3 separate regions of the Homo sapiens genome follow, and all the other regions are linked to region 3. Evidence: chromatin loops called from intact Hi-C (ENCODE). Cell type or tissue: dorsolateral prefrontal cortex. All regions are shown on one strand. Region 1 overlaps KAZN (kazrin, periplakin interacting protein). Region 2 overlaps KAZN (kazrin, periplakin interacting protein). Region 3 overlaps KAZN (kazrin, periplakin interacting protein).

Region 1 (2,500 bases), 440 kb after region 3:
GAGTCCAAGATAACTCAGTCCCCATCTTATTAAATCTGTGGTCTCTGGGCCTATGTGCCCAATCTCTCACAATAGATGGAGACAGAGAGAAGCGAGGAAGAAGAAAGGAAGAAAAAAAGAGGAAGGGAAGGCGTTAAGCAAAATAGCAAAACCGTCCTACTGGCATGTCTTTGGGCTACCTGATAGTGACATCTGGATATTCTCGTCTTAACGAAGCGAGCAGATTTCAGGGTCAGTCAAACGTGTGAACCTGTGTTCTAATCCCCTGTTTTTCTGTTCACTAGTGGACTACTTTCCAGAGCTTGGAAAAGCAACTTAACCCTTCTAAGCTTCAATGTCTTCATCTGTGGAATGGAGAGGATAACAATATCTAACTCTCTGTAATATGAAGGTAAATTGAGGAAATGTTTGTTGAGCTCATCACAGTATCTGGGAAAGCCTCAACGAACACTGGCTATTGCTCTTATTGCCCCCTTGGATGATCTCAAAAGTCACTCTGCCTCCCCAGTTCTGATCCTGGAACATCCCTTTTGCTAAAAATGAGCCATAACCCCACTAAGAAGCTCTGGGGTCCACTGTTCCCTTTCCCATAAAGGTAGGAAAGTCAAGTCCCCTCTGCGATTCTCTTTGGTCACAGCCCAGCAGTGAGGCAGAGAGAAGAGATTCTCACGTTTGAACATGGCTCAGCACTAAGCAGTCCTCTTACCTCTGGCCAGACAGGAGTCCCTGCTGGCTACGGATTCTTCAGAAGTGACAGAGCATATTTTGTCCAGCAGAACTCTGAGGATTGACGATGAATGAGTTAGTGTCTGACATGCAAATCCTAATTATAATTGCCACAATGCCAACATTAGAACAATAACAGTTTCTTGGGCAGTAATGGGAAAAAGGATGCCAAGCTCCAGAGCATCCTGGTGGAGACGCCAGGCAGTCTCTGGAATCACACTGGCTTGTGTTTGTATCCTGGCTCTGCCACTTGCTAGCTCGGTGACCCTGGGCAAGTCATGTGACCTTTGTGTGCCTCAACTTTCTCATCTGTAAAATGACAAACACTGTACTTACCTCATAAGGTGGTTTAAAGGATTCGTTGAGGTATTATAGGTAAAGAATTTGAAACAGTGCTTGTTATATGGTATGTAAGCACTCAATTAAAATCATCTATCATTAAATCAATGATCCTCATGATACCATGTATAAAGTAGACCAAAGTCCACACACCCCATCATTTAGTATTCACCCATCCATCCATCTATTCATTCAGCAAGTATTTACTGAGCTCTTACATTATGTACAAAGCACTGCTCTAGGTGGTGAGGATACAGTAAAATATAGATAAAACTCCCTGACCTCACAGAGCTGTCATTCCAAGACTAACAATTGAAGTCTCCCCTAACACCACTGCATAAAAAGCAGTTCGCAACCAGGGATAATTTTGACCTGAAGGGGACATTTGGCAACTTCTGGAGACATTTTTAGTTGTCACAACTGGAGTGTGAAGGGTTCTACTGTCATCTAGTGGGTAGAGGCCAGGAATGCTGCTAAATATCCTACAACACACAGGACAGCCCCCTGAGAACACAGAATTATCTGCTCCACATGTCAATAGTACTGGGGCTAAGAAACCCTAGCATGAAGGTATCTGTTTGAGGTTAATAAGTCCTCTGTTGGGCATGGTCTTGGGGTGCTAGAGGCTACTGAGGCCACAGAGAGAGAACTCAGGCAAAAGAAAAGACATGGGATGGATGGAGAATAAGGCTGCCACAAGACTCTGGCTTTGCCTGGACTCATCCTTCCCAAGAGAGATGAAACACACGAAGTCCAAGAAATTGGAGGCTCCAAGTCCAGGATCAAAATAGTCCTTTTTATTAGTGATAAGTGGCCCCTGGGCTGCCAGTCTTGCAAACAGAATCCAGTCCCTTCTTTGTCAGTTGATGGCTGAGAGGCTGGTTGATTGCCTAACTCTCAAGCATAAGACTTTACCGTAAGGACCCAGGAACTACCACCAGTCTAGGGAAACAGGAGTTTAATCAGGAGTAGAGACAAGGCTACAGCTCCCTGAACCTCCCTAATGCAACAAGCCAAAGGATGCTTCTGACTTAGGAGGCAGGGCAGAGAAGCATACACAGGTTTAAACAGCAGAGAGACCTAGTGGGTTTGCATTCCTGGCTCAGTCATGTGGCAGTTGAGTGATCCTGGATGTCAAAGTGGAATGAATAAGAACACAGACTCTAGAGCCAGAGCTTGGTCACTTCCTGACCATATGCCCTTTGGCAAGTAAATGTGTCATCTCTGTGCCTTAGTTTTCTCCTATGGAAAATGGGTACGAGCATGGTACCTGCCCAATAAGTCATTATGAAGACTGAATGCATTCCTGAAATGCATTAATCCAGAAAATCACTTAGAACAGTATCTGGCTCAGAGTACACACTATGCTGAAGTCTGCTACTATCATCCCCATTGTAGTCATCACTATCTCACTGCAAACAAGTGATTTAGTTTC
Region 2 (2,500 bases), 430 kb after region 3:
TCTTGCAAGTTGCGGAGGCTGGTGGCGAAGCCACAGCCTACACGTTGGCCATACGATTGGAACCACAAGCCTCACTTCCCTCATGGAAGTGAGAAGTCCCCTCTGCTCCTCTTTTTTTTTTTTTTTGAGATGGAGTCTCACTCTGACATGCAGACTGGAGTGCAGTGGCACGATCTTGGCTCACTGCAGCCTCTGCCTCCCGGGTTCAAGCAATTCTTGTGCTTCAGCCTCCCAAGTAGCTGGAATTACAGGTGTGCACCACCACACTGGGTAGTTTTGTATTTTTAGTAGAGACAGGGTTTTGCCATGTTGGCCAGGCTGGTCTCGAACTCCTGGCTTGAAATAATCTGCCCGCCTTGGCCTCCCAAAGTACTAGGATTACAGGTGTTGAGCGCCACCATGCCTGGCCCACTCTGCTCTTCTTTAGCCTCTTAGTTGCAGGCTCGAGGCTAGAACCCAGGTCTCTGGATCCCACAATGGGGCTTTCCTCTGCTGCTCTTCCCTCCTCTGGTTTCCAGCAGGTGGTCGGCACCTTACTTGTCCGGGTATCCTGGGCGCTCATCACAGTGCTCTGTCAATCATAGAGTGCTTCATGAATGTTAGCTGACAAAGAAACCAAAGAATAAACTCAATTTCCTTCCTCAGTGCCTGCAGGGATACTGGAGACTTGTGAACATTTGTTAACGACATTTACAGGGGAATTGGCAAGTGCCAAGTACTGTGCTCTGCACATCACACACATTCTACCTGAATCCTACAACAGCCGTGGGAGGTCAGGACCAGCATTATCCCTACGAGGAAACCAAGGCCTATTTTAGTAAAGCAACTTGCCCGCCTCACCGAGCTAGGAAGTGTTAAGAGACAGCATTTGCACTTGGCAATGGACTCCAGAGATCTCTGTCCTGTGCTATAGATGCTGAACTTCCCTGCATCAGCATCTTAGTTTGTTCAAACAAATCTTTCATACAAAAACCCGGGAGGCCCTTGTCCTAGAAATTACTGTCTCTCAATGTTTCTCTGGGTTGTATTCAAATGACAACATACCGTGGCTGCCAAACTTGTCATTTTCTTTAGTGGTCAATCTTGAAAGCAAAACACCATGAACGGAAAAGTCCTCCCAACCAGATCACATTTGGTTTTGCGCATGTATTTTTCTCCTGAACATCTAAACCCAGCGCGGGAGGTGCTTTGCCAGCAGGCCCAGCAGATGGTCACCCAGGCTGGGTCCAGCCTCATACTGACCATGTCCTGCTGCAGAGCTCTCATCCTTAGCAAAGTTTGGCCTCTGCCTCTCTCTAATGTTCACTCCCAAGTCCTGCAGAGCCCTCCAGCCAAAGATGAACCAAACACGAAGGAAGAGAAATGAAAACCAGTTTCTGGACTCTTCCAGGTGATTTTAATTGCAGGGAATAAACCACTGTTAAAAGGAAGGCTTACTATAAAGAGAGTGGTTTATTATAAGACAGCTTAGGGTGTTTGCAGAGGAACAGGGAAATGGTTTTGTAAATGCCATCTTCTCTAATAAATCTGAATGCTGCTGGAGAGATTAGGCCATTATCCAGTGTTGGCATAAATGAGAAAATGATATGACGGATCACATGCTTGAGGGGTTTTAGGACATTGCTGGAGATGAGGCAGGGTGACACTAGTTAGTGATGGCAGTTGGCCAATTGCATCGTATTCCCGGAAATCTAGCATGGGGCCAGTTCTGTTATTCTGACCATAACTGGTGCTTTCTGGTATTCATACCAGGAAGTCACTCTGCAGAAATTTTGCAGAGTTTTCTGAAAGCCAGGGGCCCAAATTACAGGTTAATCAGTTGTGTCACAGGGAGGCAGAGTTGGGTTTGAAGAACAGAGGAATCCCTTAAAATCGGCAGAAGACTCAAAGTCCCAGGGCAGAGGCCATAGTTTTCCAAGGCACTTGTCAAGCACCTCACTGCACCTGACATTGTTCAGCACTGCACTGATCCGGGCCCAACCTGTGGGCCGCAGAGACTCTGGGTGGCCAGAGAAGGTGACGAGAAGTCCAAAATCCACACATCTCCAACCTGCTGCCTATGGGCACAATGAATTATTTTTCTTGCATGTATGTACCATTAGTTTTCAAATATATGCAATACCGAAGCTGTAACCATTTGACAAAGCTACTGAATTCATTGTAATCTTTTGCATTTATGTATTTTCTCCAACAGATAGCAAAAATATGACTACTAAAATGTAGGAGCCAAAATTTTCTTTCTCTCTTCATTAAAAACACTAGGAATCACTATTCAGTGGGAATATGGATGGCAGAAACATGAAATCCAGATGTTAACTTGTGGTATGGAATAGCCATCTTGATTAAAGTTTAAACTATTGAAAACTGGCCCCTGGCTAATGTTAATACTGTGTGCCTGCTCACCAGGGAAATGATCATTTTGTTGGTGGGAGTTTGCGGCATACTATCTGTTTTCCCTCAGAGTACAATCCCCGGCCTCAGCCTGCCAGCCTCTGTGAGT
Region 3 (2,500 bases):
CTCAGGGTCACTTAAGAAACCGCCCAGCACCAGCAGCTACAGCCAGGACCCCTGGGTAAGGGGCAAGTAAGTGGCCCAAGATGGGCCACAGGGCACACTGCATGGACCTCACAGAGGTAAGATTTCATCAGAAGACAAAAGGGACATGTTCGTCCCCCAGCTGCAGGGGCTGCTGAGTGCACCATCCCCCCGGGCCTGGCTCCCCACCTCCGCAGCTGGGGGGCTTCTTTTTTTTTTGAGATGGGGTTTCGCTCTGTTGCCCAGGCTGGAGTGCAGTGGTGCGATTTTGGCTCAGTGCAACCTCTGCCTTCTGGGTTCAAGCGATTGTCCTGCCTCAGCCTCCCGAGGAGCTGGGATTACAGCTGCGTGCCACCACATCTAGCTGATTTTTGTATTTTCAGTTGAATCAGGGTTTCGCCATGTTGGCCAGGGTGGTCTCAAACTCCTGACCTCAAGTCATCTGCCCGCTTTGGCCTCCCAAAGCCAAAAGATTACAGGCACGAGACACCACGCCCGGCCTGCAGCTGCCGTGGCTTCTGCCATTGCTAAGCTGCGCCCTCCACCTCCCCACTGCACGTGTGGACCCTGACTTCCTTCCAACCCACCCTCTATGCTTCCACTGGCAGAGCAGAGCTGCTTTCTGTTGCTTGCAACCCAGGACTTAAGGCACCCCCCGAGGAAGGGTCAGCTGTGCAGTGGGGGAGCTGGGCCTGCAGGCAACACAGCCTGGCGGTGAAACTTTAGGCATGGCGGGCAATGGAGGGAACCTGCAGTCAGGTGGACACCCCAACAAGACTGGGGTCATCACAGCTCCTCGTGAAGCCCCTTCTCTCTGCCTCCAAGCCCTGGGTAGACACTGCATGTGCTGTTAACATGAACATAAACCAATCAACCTGAGTTGCCAACATTCACACGGGCAGATGCATCTGATGCCTGCCAGAAGGAGGCCAGAAGCTGAGTTTTCTTGGCCAGAGCGGAAACAGGCTGAGTGTCCAGACGCAGTGGGAGTGGAAGCCAGGGTGAGCTGGTTTCTAGGCCAGAAAGACCCAGGGAGTCCTCGGATGCCTAAGGCCAGGACTCCAAGGAAGGAAGACATATCTGTCTGTCCACAAGGCATGAGAAAGACCTGGGAGAACAGGGGCCTTTTCCTGGCCTGCAAGTTCAAAGGTTTCTTTCTGGGCTGCACGCAGCAGCAGGGCCTCCAGTATTATCAACCCCACTGGTGGGAACCCCCTGGACCCCAGAAGTCCCTGCAGCCGCAGCTTTTTCCTGCCCAGCAGTTCTCACCACTAGGGGTCAGCATTGGACAAGGAGACCTAGGCTAGGCCCACGGATCCTGCCCCGGCCTGTCCTGGGGCCTGGCCCTTAGTAAACCATCCTGCCGTGGTTTTACCACGTCCAGGAATCCAGGCCCGGTGCCAAATGCTTCTCCTGCTTTATTTCTTGGAAATCCTCACAAGAGCCCCACAAAGCACAGTCCACTCTTGAACAACGTGGGTTTGGACGGCATGGGTGCGTGGGTCTGATTATCGGCGGATTTTCTTCTACCTCCGTCACCCCGAGACAGCAAAGCCAATCCTTCCTCTCCCTCCTCCTCCTCAGCCACTCAGCGTGAAGACAACGAGGATGAAGACCTTGATGATGATCCTCTTCTTCCACTTAATTAATAGCAAATATATTTTCTCTTCCTTATGATTCTCTTTTTTTTTTGAGACGGAGTCTTGCTCTGTTGCCCAGGCTGGAGTGCAGCGGCTTGACCTTGGCTCACTGCAACCTCCGCCTCCCGGGTTCAAACGATTCTCCTGTCTCAGCCTCCCGAGTAACTGGGATTACAGGCATCCACCGCCATGTCTGGCTAATTTTTGTATTTTTAGTAGAGACAAGGTTACACCGTGTTAGCCAGGCTGGTCTCGAACTCCTGACCTCAGGTGATCCACCCTCCTCGGTCTCCCAAAGTGCTGCGATTACAGGCATGAGCCACCACGTCCGGCCTGATTCTCTTAATAACATTTTCTTTGCTCTAGCTTACTTTATTCAAAGAATACTGATATGGTTGGCTCTGGGTCCCCAGCCAAATCTCATCTCGAATTGTAATCCCCACGTGTCAAGGGAAGGACCAGGTGGAGGTAAGTGGATAATGGCGCTGGTTTCCCCTATGCTGTTCTCGTGATAGTGATAGAATGCTAACGAGATCTGATGGTTCATAAGCGTGTGGTAGTTCCTCTGCATTCATTCTCCCTCCTGCCATCCTGTAAAGAAGGTGCCTTGTTTCTCCTTTGCCTTCCGCCATGATTATGAGTTTCTGAGGCATCCCCAGCCATTCGGAACTGTGAGTCAATTAAACCTCTTTCCTTTATAAATTACCCAGTCTCAGCTATTTCTTTATAGCAGTGTAGGAATGAACTAATACAAAGACAGTACACGACACAGTGAACACACAAAAGATGTGCTCGCTGACTGTTCTTAGTAAGGCTTCTGGTTAACAGTGGGCTACTAGAAG

Evidence for each region. Peaks named below come from ENCODE experiments on the same cell type or tissue, not always from the same donor. Only the 100,000 strongest peaks of a DNase experiment are listed, where the experiment ranks them.
Region 1: it touches region 3 in a loop (6-fold over the local background); 10 of 110 quality-filtered maps call a loop at or near these places.
Region 2: it touches region 3 in a loop (5-fold over the local background); 10 of 110 quality-filtered maps call a loop at or near these places.

The regions. Positions count from the first base shown.
Region 1 is chr1:14,605,837-14,608,336 of GRCh38, reverse strand. All of the region lies in intron 1 of KAZN (kazrin, periplakin interacting protein), which reads right to left. Among named protein-coding and RNA genes, the nearest start is that of KAZN, 8.4 kb to the right of the region's middle. In dorsolateral prefrontal cortex, a CTCF peak has its summit at 1,480 (motif pointing left); no DNase peak of the experiment used is centred here.
Region 2 is chr1:14,613,252-14,615,751 of GRCh38, reverse strand. All of the region lies in intron 1 of KAZN (kazrin, periplakin interacting protein), which reads right to left. Among named protein-coding and RNA genes, the nearest start is that of KAZN, 16 kb to the right of the region's middle. In dorsolateral prefrontal cortex, no CTCF peak of the experiment used is centred here; a DNase peak (open chromatin) is centred at 1,213; H3K27ac peaks cover 2,091 bases.
Region 3 is chr1:15,045,508-15,048,007 of GRCh38, reverse strand. The region is part of intron 4 of KAZN (kazrin, periplakin interacting protein); the gene reads right to left. Among named protein-coding and RNA genes, the nearest start is that of TMEM51-AS1, 110 kb to the left of the region's middle. RefSeq lists an enhancer at 1,168-1,397. In dorsolateral prefrontal cortex, CTCF peaks have their summits at 1,097 and 1,297 (motif pointing right); a DNase peak (open chromatin) is centred at 1,337; H3K27ac peaks cover 1,461 bases.